2 separate regions of the Homo sapiens genome follow, and region 2 is linked to region 1. The links are chromatin contacts, found by Hi-C in ENCODE. All regions are on one chromosome and are shown on one strand. The core of a region is the stretch at or near the end of the contact, and the rest is flanking DNA. Distances in the headings are between cores, read along the strand shown.

Region 1 (6,988 bases), core at 4,015-6,514:
CAGGCTGTGTCTAGACCTTAAAACACTGTTATGCAAATTAGGAAAAAATGTATCTTTCTGGGCAGAAAAGTTGAGAAGTTAGAAAAAGTCACCCTCGTTTGGCAGATGTTGCCCTGAAATGTATGGCTTGAGAAACGGCTGCATTTCAGGCCCTACTGAAATCACAGCCTTGGCTTGGTTCTTTTGTGTAGCGCACAAACTGCACAGCTATACATGGGCAGCCTTGCCTGTTACAGAGAACACTTCACTAACTGTGAGGCTGAATTCTATGTGCACCTGAATTTAGCTCTTTCCCTCTGTCATCCATGCTGGAGAGACACTGCCAGTTCTGCTTCTCCAGCTTCTTTTTCTCCCACGGACCGTTATAAACCTTGATATATTTTGCTTTGATGAGGTAATTGCATCGACTGCTTCCCTAAACCCTGTCTCTAATGTTTGGCTGGAGAGGCTGCCTACCATTTACAGGGTTGTCGTGTGACCTAATCTCATCCATTATGCACTAGTTTTTCTAAATGTAATGGTCACAGTGCTGGGGGTTTCTCACAGCTGTCCCTATGTATACTGCATGTCTCCAACTGTTTTCTTTCTTTCTTTTTTTTTTTTGAGACAGAGTCTTGCTCTGTTGCCCAGGCTGGAGTGCAGTGGCATGATCTTGGCTCACTGCAACCTCCACCTCCTGGGTTCAAGTGATTCTCCTGCCTCAGCCTCCTGAGTAGCTGGGATTACAGGTGCATGCCTCCACGCCTGGCTCATTTTTGTATTTTTAGTAGAGACGGGGTTTCACCATGTTGGCCAGGATGGTCTTGAACTCCTGACCTCAGGTGATCCACCTGCCTTGGCCTCCCAAAGTGCTGGGATTACAGGCGTGAGCTACCACACCTTGCCCCTACCCATTTTCTAACATGTCATATATTCCACGTGTGTGCTGGGTGCACGTGATACATCCTCACCATGGCACCTGAAGATCTTGTGATCCTCAGGGTGAAAATGAAGGGTGAAATGTAAAGGGTAAAGGGTGAAAATGCAGAGTGGAAGGAAAAGGCTTGGGAGAGCTGGGACAGGAGGGAAGTTCGGGGAATCAGGGGGAGGTGTTTTACTGGGAAATGCTAAGAGGGGGCTGCTCTGGGGTGCTACGAGTAAACCGAGTGCTGCCCCCCAAGGTTCTGAAATGTGCCACTAGAACATGTTGGGAGAAACACTGGGAGTACCCCAGTTCTGGAAGAATGTGTCTTGGGCCTGGGGGCTCTATCCCTGAGGTGGGCTTTCAAAGATGGTCTGGGATAGGAGGTCATGCCTGAGTTGACTCTGTTACATACAAATGAAAACCCTGCCAGAAGCTGAGGTGGCACTTTGGCTGAAGGGGGCTGCAGCAGAGGAGCAGACGGCCAGTCCAGGACCAGGCTTCAGGGGGCGCAGGCCCAGAGGGAGCTGAGGCTTAGAGACCTCACAGCCAGCGGGTCTCTCTCCTGCATCCTCCCCACTCTAGAGGCAGATGCCTGCTTGCTCAGTAGCTCTCAGGCCTGGCCTTGGCTCTCTGGGAGTACCTGGATGGGACCAGATGGGCCATTCTTACCTGTGAGATCCACTTCCTCTCTCTGTAGATACTGTCCAGATGGTAGGCGGAATGTCTGCCCCTTGATAAGGCCTTGGGCCAGCAGCTTATGAAAAGGCTCCCTGAGGAAAGATGACAGGAAAAGAAAACAGGAGGAGTGGGACATGAGGCATTGAGAAAACAGCAACGCAGACCTTCCCTCGGATGGGCAGAAGTAGCTGCCCCTCATAAAAGCAGGCGGGCTGACCAAGGCCACTTATAAACCCAGCTTAAACAAATGGCTCCTTAGAAATAAGTGATAAGAAAATAAATTCAGGCTGGGCGTGATCCACCTGCCTCGGCCCCCCAAAGTACTGGGATTACAGGTGTGAGCCACCCCACCTGGCCTAAAAAAAGTTTTAAACCATACAAGTCATATATGACTATAAACCTTCTGTTCAAATCCAAACACTACCACTCCTTTCTAGGCCTATGTCCCTTTCAGGAGGCAGTTCTTATTAATAGTTTGGTATATATCCCTGGAAAAGTCTGGAGACATTTTTCAATGCCTTTGTATACATAAATGTGTACCTATCCACATATGGTTTTTATAGATTTTTGGGGATTTATATAAGTGGGATTATACCTTATGTATACTTTATGGTATTTCACTTAATGATATGAATGGATTTCTCCATGGCAGTTCATATAGATCTATCTCACTTTTTAAAAAGTTACCTAGTGTTCTGAAATATGAATTGATTATAACTTATTTATAGTACCTGTTTTAAAAAGTAGTTTTAGTTATACCCTTACTGGGTAAATAGTGACATATAAACTTTTTCTCATAAGAGGATAAGAACAGGTTGACCTTCATACTGAAATTATTGCAAATTTGCAGTTGTTTATTCTTAAGAATCTGCCTGATTCAATTTTGAGGCATTTCAGCAAGACCTATTCCAAACTCAAAGAATGATTCATGGCGATATCTGCTGATAACACACGTTAAGTATTTCGTGTTCAGGGTATCAGGTAGGAGCACTCATTTCCTGGAGATCCAGTGATGTTCCCCACAAACATCACCAGTACATGGCTTTGGTTGCTCAAGGTAAATTTTTAAAGGTGTTTTTAGGGCAAAAGTTAGGAGAGAATGATCTGGATTCAAAGATAAAGATAGGTAGGATGATCAAAATCAGCAGCATTGGCCAGGCGCGGTGGCTCACGCTTGTAATCCTAGCGCTTTGGGAGGCCGAGGCAGGTGGATTGCCTGAGCTCAAAGTTTGAGACTGGCCTGGGCAACATGGTGAAACCCCGTCTCTACTAAAATACAAAAAGTTGGCCAGGTGTGGGGGCGCGCACCTGTAGTCCCCGCTGCTTGGGAGGCTGAGGCAGGGGTTGCTTGAGCCCAGGAAGCGGAGGTTGCAGTGGGCCGAGATCACGCCACTGCACCCCAGCCTGGGAGACAGAGCGAGACTCTGTCTCCAAAAAAAAAAAAAAAAAAAAAAATCAGCAGCATTAAGCCTCAAGAAGGGGCTGGGAATCCAAGGAATCCTATTCTTAGGTCTTGTATTTTATCAAGTGGCACAACACTGCCACCTTCCGAGAACGGACAGAATTGCAACCTGCGAAAAACTGACTAACCCCAGCTGTTCAGCCTAAGGCTGCAACTTTTGCCTCGTCTTTTATAACTTTTTTTTTTTTAAGGTAAACTGTTGAGGTATAGCACACATATTGAAAAGTGTAAGTCCTAGCGGTATAATGATGAATCTTCACAATATAAAACACACTTGTGTAACTGGCATTCAGCCCAATTAGCAGAACGTGAAATCAACCTTCCATCCGCTTCTAGGCACTGTCTCCTCACTATGGGCCCCTATAGCCTGACTGCTAACACTATTATTTCATCTGCCTGTTTCTAACCCGCTTGTAGCCATTTCTTAGTGAGAGCTCTCAGGGGATGTCCACATGGGAGGCTTTCCCCAGAACTGGCAGGCAGGTCCTCAGCAGTGCACCCACACCAAGACCTGCTAGTTACATGAATATATCCTAATGTCTGAAAGCTTCCAACAATGAAACTTGACAGTTGAAGCTCTTCTGGACTGTCTTCTCTGAGGGTTGCAGTGCAGCAGGGGCCATCTCAGATGGATCATCTAGAGCAGGGATGGCAAAACCTAGCCAACTATCCCCAGTGCCCTTGCCTACAACCACCCAGACACCATTCATCGACAGCAGCACTCCTGGTGCTCAGAACGAGTCTCTGAATTCTTCTTCGTACCATATAATCAGAAAGCACAGAGTTATTATGTGAAATGTATCACTTATTTCTTTGGTATTTCTTGAGTGCTTGCTATGTGCCTGGCACTGAGCTAGGCACTGGGGATATAATGTTGGGCAAAGCAATCTCTGCCCTTGGGGAGCCAGCCTGTTTACGATCACTGAACCAAACCAATGCCTGACAACTCTCAGAGCTGTGAGGGAGGAAAAGAAAGAGTGCAGTCATATTTGAAGAGCTCCTCCTCCCAATCAAGTCCAAATTCCTCCGCATAGCCATCCAGGACTTCTCCCTGTCCCCTGCCACTCCCTCTGCTCTTTCAAATGTTGCCTGCATGTGCTTCCACGTCTTTACTCACGCCATTTCCCAAACTGTTATCAAAACTCTAGTCCTCCTTCCTGGCTCAACTCAAATGCCATCTCCACTGAGAAGGTATCTCCTGGTCAGAATTAGAATTAGTTGTTTTTTCCTTCCTGATGCATCCTGTGTAGTGCCTGTAATTGTATCTAGCAGCTATTACATTTTATTGTGTATTTAGGTAAGCTGCTTGCCTGTCTTTCTCCTGTGAGGAGTAGGAGGATGATTTTTTTTTGAGACAGGGTCTTGTTCTGTCACCCAGGCTGGGGTGCAGTGGCACAATCACAGCTCACTGCAGCCTCAGTCTCCTGGGCTCAAGTGATATTCCCACCTTACCCCTGCAAGCAGCTGGGACCACAGGCGCGCACTACCACACCCAGCTAATTTTTTGTATTTTTGGTAGAGATGAAGTCTCACTATGTTGCCCAGGCTGGTCTTGAACTCCTGAGCTCAAGCAATCCTCCTGCCTCGGCCTCCCAAAATGCTGGGATTACAGGCATGAGCCACTGCTCCTGGCCTTGAAAATCCTTAAAGGCCACTCTCAGTCTCCAGTTCCTAACAGATGCTCAGTAATGTTAATTGCCTTGAACTCAATCAAGCTTGTTTCAGTGGATGAATAAACCTACCAGCAGCAGGGGTGGGGGATAATGTGAGTAGGACAAAGTGGAGGCAAGAGAGGAGGGAAGAAAGAAATGAGTGAAGTGGGGCACTGGATGCTATACTTTCCAGCTAGTGCCACCATCTTTTTGCAGGGAGGGGTGCATTGAAAGATCCCAAGCAGCTGAAGCAAGAGAATGAGAGCAGGGGAATGCCCCGATGAGTGCTCACATGGAATTTCCCAGTGGGGAAAGGGGCGCTTCCCAGCTCCTAGAATCCTGCTCATTCCCAAGTGTTTTCCCTCCACTTTTCCAGGGAGCCAGGGAATGGGCTATAGGGAGTTGGGAATCTGGTTTTCACTCTTGGCTGAAGCTGGCCATGTCTACTCTCATGCGTAGTTTAGCTCTGAATGAGTCACACTTGTTTATTCATTCAACATGTATTTACATGATAATTGGGTACACAGCACTAGGCAATTAATTGGAGAGCTTACAATAAGAACAGGCAGCCCAGGACATGCTCATAAATAACCATCAGCACTACAAGAAAGACGTACCAAATGTGATTTGGAGGCGCAAGGTGCACAGGAATGAAGGACAAAGGACATCAAGGGCCCTGCTGGACTTGGAACCCAGGCCTGCTGGAGCAGAGATCACATCACATTGCCAAGTTCATTATTCAGATTCACAATTGGGGTAATGTGTTTCCCTTTTGTTCACTCATTCATTCACTCAACAGATGGTACTTGGGAACAGACTTGCGTATGCAACTGAGTTATTCATTCATCATAGTGACTGTGCACAGCAGGGGCCTTTATAAGTGAGTGGAAAATCTGCAACTCTAAACCACTAACAAACCGTTCTGACTCAGGGACCATCAAACGCGGGAGTATTAGGCAGGGCCTCTGCCTTGAAGAAGGCCCTGGATTTCTGAGTCAGCTTTCTTCCTACTCCTTCGGTACATCCCTGGAGGTAGATCATGCTTGCTTGCACTGAAGCACAGCTATATGTAAGCACAGTGATGAAAACTGGGGGGAGATCTTCACAATTTCTTCATTAGTTTAGACTGCACTAACTCAGAAATTGCAACAACTGATAGCTGCTGGGCATTGAAGGCCACATTTGTCCCACTTGGAAGAAGGAAAGAAGGAAGGGAGGGAGGCAGGGAAAGAGGGGAGGAAAGGTAGGGAGGGAGGAGAGGGAGGAAGGGAGGGAAGGAAGGGAGTTGCTAATTATTAGGATAAACAAGGAAATTCAGAACATTGATTGATTGGCCATGTTAAGTGCTCTTAAAAAAATCACTATATACAAGGAATGTGCTAATTACAGTATGAGCAAAGAATATCAGGATGTATCAGAGCCCCACCTTCTTGCTGCAGATGACATTTACCTATTCATGAAGCCCCAGAGAGCCTGCTGCCCACTCCCCTGACCTGGTGCGAGAGTGGCCTGCCAGGCTGCAGATCTTTGAAGGCCATAGATCTCTGAAAATGGTCTCCAAATTGGACTTTTCATTAAATCAGACTAAGTTTACCTTCCTCTTCTTCCTTGTTCTGTGCCCAGGGCCATCATGTCACATAATTAGCCTAGTTTCTAAGTATTAGCCATGGCTCATTCTTGAAATATCACCATTCCCATTTCCTAGCAGCCAGTTAGTGGCGCAGAAGGAGGGTTTACTAATACAGCAGGACCCAAGTAAAGCTTCTCTTCCCTTCCTGTTCCTTTTCCCAGTAGCCCCGTTTCTGGCATGATCAGAGTAACAGAGAAGAAAGCTCTGTGGATAGGGGCTTGCTGTGCTCTCCACGGTCAGCAGGCGGCCTGCCCTTCTCATGGGAGCTCCCTGAGCAGCTGCTTGCTTCTGACAGCCACCACTTTCTGTTGATTCCAAACTGAAGGGAGAAATTCAGTTTGGGGAATTTAGTGTCTAAGTTGCATTACAGAGCTACAACAAAAAGTGACAAGATTCCATGTTTACAGCGGTCTCCCACAAAGGGAGAGAAAAGGCTTCCTGATCTCATTCAGTGAAGATGGGCCATGACATGTTCCCACGCTCTAATGTGCCCCCTCTCTTTCAACCTGGTGCTAACCACCGGAAGGAGGGAAGCTGAAAGCTGATCCTACCCCACACCCACAACCACAGCAGGAGGCTCAGCATATTTTCCTTCTTTGGAATATATACCATACTGTAAATGATAAAGTTACACAATCATTGTAAAAAATCTGGAAAAAATC
Region 2 (7,084 bases), core at 2,912-5,411, 910 kb before region 1:
TTACCACACTCACTTTTAATTCCTTTAACAACTTAAACTCTAGTGGAATGTGTTCATGATTAAGCTGCTGTGGATTATTTGGATCAGGCCTTACGGAAATAGGAAAAGTGCAAGGTCCTAAGGGCTCTCCAGCCGTGGTGGCAGAGCGTAAAATTCTTTGTATTGGGGTCTCTGTTTCTGCCACCGAAGGAGGCGGTACAGATGTTTCTGCAACTGGAGGGGGCGGTATAGGCCAATTTTTATCCTCCCTCTCCTATTACTTATTTTCAACTGGAGCTGTGGGTGGGACAACAGATTCTTTCAGTTTTTTACATTCAGCCTGCTGTCCCGCAGAATAACAAGGAGATAATGGCAGAAGTACAGTACGAACTAAACTCCAAGTGGAGAAAACTGAAGAATCAACTTGAAAACCTTTTTGATGAGCCTGTTTTCATCCTTCTGCTCTATCCCAATTTTCTACATCAAGAGTCCCTGCCTGTGGAAACCATGGGTTATGCATAATGACTTCCTGTAGCATCGTAGTTAATGTGAGAACTAACCTGAGCACCAGTTTGTTTCAACAAAACTTTAAGCAACTGCACATAATGTTTTTCTTCAACAGACCAATTCTGCCCCATGTTACCCTGATTCAGAAAACTTCCCATTCCCAGTACTACTTTAAGGCACTGCTCCCAGTAGCTCTTTAGGGCACTGACCTTATATCTGCTGCCGGCAGACTTGTCCCGGGATCCCCATTCACCTTGTCAATTTCAATTCCTCTGCTCCAGCAGATCTTCTTCATTCACATCCTCATAGTCCCTGTGTTCGGACGCCACTTGTAGAGCACCTGATTCTGTCGCTGTTCAGGGCGCCACTATGTAACCCACACGGACCTAGGGGGACTGAACAAAGTGGGGTGAAAGCGGGAATAAAAGACATGAGACAAAAGAGCATATTTGGAAGAAGGGGTCAGCGGGCAGTTTGCCTCTAGTGGACAAGGGCCCTGAGCTTTACACAGCCCTCCATATTTATTAGGCAAAAGAGATAGCAGGAAGAGGGGCATGGAAGAAGGGGTCAGCTGCTGGGTCCAGAGTAGGCTTGCAAGACTGCATTCTCCAGATGTCCCAGTAGATAACCTCAAGGAGCTCGGTGCCAGGAAGTGATTGCCCTCAGCAAACCTTCTGGCAGTGGGAGCAGTCGTGAGTTTGCCCACATCCTGCATTCATGATAAATAGCTTGCTATTTGATCATAAAGCCTCCAGTGGAATGCTGAGTTGGTTACGTCCCACAGGCCTTTGGCTCCCTATTTACCCCTTCCAGGTTATTAGCCATGACTTTCCCTCTTTGTTTCTCTTTTCTATACTTTCCATGCATTCTACAGAATAAAGTATCCTGGGGCTTTAAAGTAATCTAATTCCTACTGAATCCAAAATAATCTGATTTAATCCTTGAATTTTCAAACAATTTCAATGAATTTCGTTTTTCACCAGGGTTTGGACCTCCCCCATAATAAAATCCCTTATTTCTTTTTGCCACTTCAGTCATAAAATCCAACCTACCATTTTCCATTGAAAGCTGAGTCTTTCTTATTTACATAAAAATTGTTGGATGTATCTATGGACAAACCAGGGGAAATTAAGTGTGTGGTGGGGAAGTGTTAAGAGGGCCTCAGAGTGGCTGCCGACCAGCTCCATGCATCCCTAGGTGAGTCCCCATCCATTCTCTCCCTCATTCTTAATGTGTTTCCAAACAGGTGAGGAACAATGAAAACCAAGTCGGACATTCTAGTGCTAATTATATAGAGAGAATTTATGTAAAATGTGATAAATGCAAAATATTTCATCAGAAGGAGTATTAATGTTAAATAACCTCAACTCACTAGTAATTAGGCAATCATTTTCATTGATTAGCACAATTTAAAATTCAAGTTGCTAATGATATTCAGTATTGTGAGGATGTAATGAAACAGATAGTCTTATTCAGTATCGGCAGGACCGTATTATTATACATACCCTTAGAAGGACAGTTTAGCAACATCTCTCAACATTTTAGGTGAGAAATTTATCTGCAGCTGGTGCCTCGGTGCTGATGCTGGGGGATACTGGTGAGCATGGCGCAGCATTGGATGGGGGGCTCCAGGCTTCAGGCTCCATGCTTCAGACTGCAGGACCTGGAGCTGCTTCCTGCATCACAGCAGGGCTGCTACAGTGTGCTCTGGTGCAGAACTGGCAGGGGTGCCTGCAGGCCTCTTCCCCAGCATGTGTGTTCACTTTTTTTTTTTTTTTGAGGCAGGATCTCACTCTGTTGCCCAGGATGGAGTGCACCGGAGCGATCACAGTTCACTGCAGGTTCAACTTCCCCGGTTCAGGTGATCCTCCCACCTCAGCCTCCTGATAGCTGGGACTATAGGTGCAGGTCATGCGGTGTCTCATGCCTGTAATCCCAGCACCTTGGGAAGCTGAGGTGGGTGGATTACTTGAGTCCAGGAATTTGAGAGCAGCGTGGGCAACATGGCAAAACTCCATGTCTACAAAAAATACAAAATAATTAGCCATGCATTCACTTCTGAGGGAAAAGTCATGGACTTTGTGGTGCTGTGAACCCCATGTCACTCATACCAGAAAGAACATTGTGTGCTTTGGGGTCTTGGGAAAGCTGACTGACCACCTGAGGTGATGCATACTTATTTTTTTATTTATTTTTATTTTACTATTATTATTTTTTGAGACAGAATCTCACTCTGTTGCCCAGGATGGAATGCAGTGGTGCGACCTCGGCTCACTGCAACCTCCGCCTCCTGGGTTCAAGCGATTCTCCTGCCTCAGTCTCTCCAGTAGCTGGGATTACAGGTGCCTGCCACCATGCCGAGCTTAATATTTGTAGTTTTAGTAGAGACGGGGTTTCACCATGACTGCCAGGCTGGTCTTAAACTCCTGACCTCAAGTGATCCACCTGTCTCCACCTCCCAAAATGCTGGAATTATAGGCTTGAGCCACTGCGCCCAGCCAATGCATACATTTTTCCTCAGGAGATTAGCTTTTACCAGCAAAGGGCGTTCAGAATCAGTTAGCTGACCATTGTTTTCTGAAGTAATCACAGGCCAGTCCCTAGTGGGAGAAAGAAGTGGCCTCTGTAGCAGGACACCTGGAGCTCAGCCCCAGCTCTGCTGTGTGGCTGTGTGACCTTGGGTAAGTCCCTTAACTTTGCTGGGCTCAGCTTTCTTTGTAGGCAAAATCAGGGGCTTGAGCTTGTTCTCTCTACAGCTCTCCTACAGATTGAGTCTGTCTGCAATCACAAGGAGCAGGAGAGGAAGAGACTTAAAATGTGTTATTGTGGTCAGCAGCTATGGGCTGAATGTTTATGTCCCCTCCCAGCCATTCTACTCTTTAGCTTAGAGCTATTCTCCACATGGGACCCAGTGGGTCCATGAGGTCAAACTATTTTAATGATGATACTCAGAAGTTATTTATCTCTCTCCTTATTTTACGAGTAGAATTTTCCAAAGGTTATTTGGCATTTGACAGTCTAACAGATTGGATGGAGAACAAGACAGAGAATCCAGCTTCTGGCCAGAAGTGGTGGCTCACACCTGTAATCTCAGCACTTTGGGAGACCGAGGCAGGAGGATCACTTGAGCTTAGGAGCTCGAGACCACCCTGGCCAGCATGGCAAGATCCCATCTCTACCAAAAAATATAGAAATTAGCTCGCATGGTGATGTGCGCCTGTGGTCTCAGCTACTTGGGAGGCTGAGGTGGGACGATTCCAAGGATCACTGTTGTTGCTAATTTTTTTTCTTTTAAAAAATACAGATATTTTTAATAAAAGTATGTTAATTATGTTAACCTGTAATGGGCTTATTATTTCAAAATCAATTAACAATGTAAATATTTAAAACTTCTGTGTTAAAATTTCTAATAGTATAAATAGCAGTAGATTTAGCCCACTCTAAGGGAGATGGTTGTGCTTTAGTCAGGAGTAGGCCGAGGCAGCCTTCTGGTGCAGCATGACTCAGTGGGTTTGGAGGCAGGCACACAACTCCACACATTATGTAACCATGCCATGTGAGGTGCATTAGGTGACCACTCATATGAGCACGTGCTTGGCTCAAAGCCACTATTGTCTGTAAAAGGTAAAATTACCCTGCTGACACTACATATGGCTTGCACCCAGAGAGAGAATAAAGCCATGTCGAAACCGCCTACTCGAGTGTTTTTCCAGTTACCTGCCACCCACCCACCAACTCCCCTTGGACTTTAGTTTGGGCTAGAACCTGACAATTGGCATCACGAACAGGATCCTAAGGTAAGTGAGCCTTCGGTCCCTGCTGATTCCAGGTTGGCCATGTGACCACAACATGGGTTGTGGTACCCGGTGGTAGCCGTGCTGTGAGGGTGGGCCTGAGTGGAAACCTGGGTGGCAGTAGATGGGTCCCCCATGAGCATGGAGAAGGCGCTGAAGCAGCTGGAAGTGCAGAGCACCAAGAAGGAGAGAGCCTTTGCTGGCAGAGTTGGATGGGCATTTTTAACTGTGCTAAGAAAAGTACACACCCAGTCCCTGAGGGATGCAGACTGGAGGTCTGGCTACACCGATCTGGAAAATAATTAGAGGCTGCCATGAATGGGGACCTCCAGGTGCAGGCAGGATGCCTGGAGGTGTGGCTTCAGAGCTTGGAAAAGGAATTAGAGGCTACCATGAATGCAGGCCTGGGTCCATCATCTTGTCTGGAGATCCCCACTCAGTTTCATACCAAGGAGGAAGAACCCCTGTTGCGGGCTCACCCGGTGGTCTGACAGAAGGTAGATCATGAACAGCCACTGGGGCTCCAAGGGTGGACTCAGGGACTCCCCACCATAATGCAACACATTTCGTATATTGCCTGTACCCCAACTGAGTTGCAGGAATTAGGCAAGCAGTGTTGCCAGTGTCCAGGGGAACCCCTGCCTGCCTGGATGCTTCGTCTGTGGAACAAGGGAGCAGATGGTATCTCCCATTCCACCTCTGAGATGGACAAGCTGGCCTCCACCATGACTCACCCCTCTCTCTGTCAGCGGCTGCAAGTGAGCAGGTGGTTAGTGGCAGCGCAAGGAGACCACACCCTGACTGAGTGGCTACAGGCAGCCATATGAACTGTGTGGAATAATGCTGGTGAAATGCCCAAAACTGTGAGTAAATGGCAGTCATATGCCAATTTGGTGTAAGTCATTCGGGAGATGGGTATGCGGCAGGCTATGTTTGTCCTGAATACCTGAGGGCCAGATGATAAATGTTTCACCTCCCACATGAGGGATCTCATGTTGGGTTTGATGCTCCTGAGCCCCTTTGGCTCCCTAGCTGCTGTCCTCACCCCATACGTAGGGCACCGCATACATGAAGTAACCACTGCCATGGCGGCTCTCAGGGAAGCAGAAGGCCTTCAGGGGGATTGGAGGGTCCACACCATAAAGAAGGGGAAGTTACCCCACCCACAGGGGGCTCCCCCATAAAAAAAGGGGGCCCCAACGAGTGACACGCTCACAGATGTGGATAGATTTGATTTTGGCTGGGGTTGACTGAGAGAAAATTGATAAGCAGCCCAATGAAATACTCCTAACTTTGCGGAGACAGTTGTATGCAGGGCAGCAATTCCGGAAAATGCCCAAAGGGGAGAAAGGCATTGCTGTGTGACCTGGTCCTACCCAGCTCAGAGACTACTTGCTGCAGCCAGGTGGAAATGTAGAGCCTTTTCTGTTCAACTAGGGAACTGGCCAAAGGTGTCTGGCTTGGGGGGACACCAGATGACCAGAGGCCACATGTGGAATTGGCAATCCACTGGTCCCCCACCAATGTACAGTGGGTGCTGGTGCTGGTAGATACTGGCATAGATTGTAGCCTTGTTTATGGGAACCCAGTTAAGTTTTTGGGCAAATCTGCATATATTAAAGGTTACGGAGGCCAGTCAGTGAAAGTGAAACCTGTATCTCTGTACCTTGGCATTGGCCACTTGGCTCCTTGCTTATACACTGTGTATGTCTCTCCCATACCTGAATACATTCTGGAGGTGGATATTTTACATGGCTTGGAAGCTGTGCCATCTATCATGGATTTGATGAACCACTCGACAATGGAATTAGGACAGTACCACTATGTGGTGGACTTGGCCAATGCATTCTTCTCAGTTGACCTTGCTCTAGAGAGCCAGGAACAGTTTGCCTTGATGACAATGGACTTTCACAGTGTTGCTGCAGGGCTATGTGCATAGCTCCACCATATGTCATGGTCTTGTTGCCATGGATTTAACAGCCTGAAAATGTCCAAAGGGAGTCCACTTGTTCCATTACGTTGATGATATTATGTTAACCTCTGATTCTCTTGCAGATTTAGAAGCAGTGGCACCCCTCTTGTGGCAACATTTGGCAGCATGCAGTTGGGCCATCAACAAATCCAAGGTCCGAGGGCCTGGATTACCTGCTAAATTCTTGGGAGTTATCTGGTCGGGTAAGATGAAGGCCATACAAGAGGCTATCATTGACAAAATTTAGGCATATCCCTGGCCCACCACGGTGAGGCAGCTGCAAACTTTTGTGAGCCTCCTGGGATATTGGTGGACATTCCTGCCTCATTTAGCTCAAATGATAAAACCATTGTATCAGTTAACAAAGAAGGGAGCAATCTGGGATTGGGCTGATGTGGCTGAGACTGGCTTCCTGGCAGCCAAGTGGGCTATTCAGCAGGCACGAGCCCTGTGGGTATTTGACAAGGGGTGCCCATTTGAACTGGATATGCATGTGACCACAGATGGTTTTAGTTTGGGCCTGTGGCAGCACACAGAGTGCCTGAGAATGCCAGGAGGCTTTTGGTCCCAACTATGGAAAGGAGCTGAGCTCTGGTATTCCTTGATAGAGAAATAGCTAGCAGCTGTATATGCTGCCCTTCAGGCTTGTGAGAAGTGATAGGATGGGCTACAGTCACAGTGTGGATGACTTACCTGACAGCGGGATGGGTGCATTCATGTGTAATGACCCCCCAGACTGGGATGGTGCAGACATCCACTTTGGCAAAGTGAGGCACTTACTTGGAGCAACAGAGTACGCTGAGCACAAGCCCATTAGCAGCAGAGTTGCAAG

The links. Hi-C counts contacts between places; a loop is a spot of excess contacts on that map.
Region 2: a map of ovary shows a loop between it and region 1 (6-fold over the local background). The contact joins the promoter of LINC02009 here to the promoter of LARS2-AS1 in region 1. A Hi-C loop is called at or near these places in 1 of 168 maps with a recorded cell type or tissue (ovary).

Annotation. Positions count from the first base shown.
Region 1 is chr3:45,507,821-45,514,808 of GRCh38, reverse strand. It overlaps LARS2-AS1 (LARS2 antisense RNA 1), which reads left to right and starts at 5,264. Exons shown (of 4, transcript NR_048543.1): 1 at 5,264-5,452. It overlaps LARS2 (leucyl-tRNA synthetase 2, mitochondrial), which reads right to left. Exons shown (of 22, transcript NM_015340.4): 16 at 1,574-1,674. RefSeq lists a silencer at 4,898-5,192 and an enhancer at 6,019-6,885.
Region 2 is chr3:46,420,744-46,427,827 of GRCh38, reverse strand. LINC02009 (long intergenic non-protein coding RNA 2009) reads left to right here and starts at 4,161. Exons shown (of 5, transcript NR_151704.1): 1 at 4,161-4,283; 2 at 5,030-5,143; 3 at 6,336-6,455.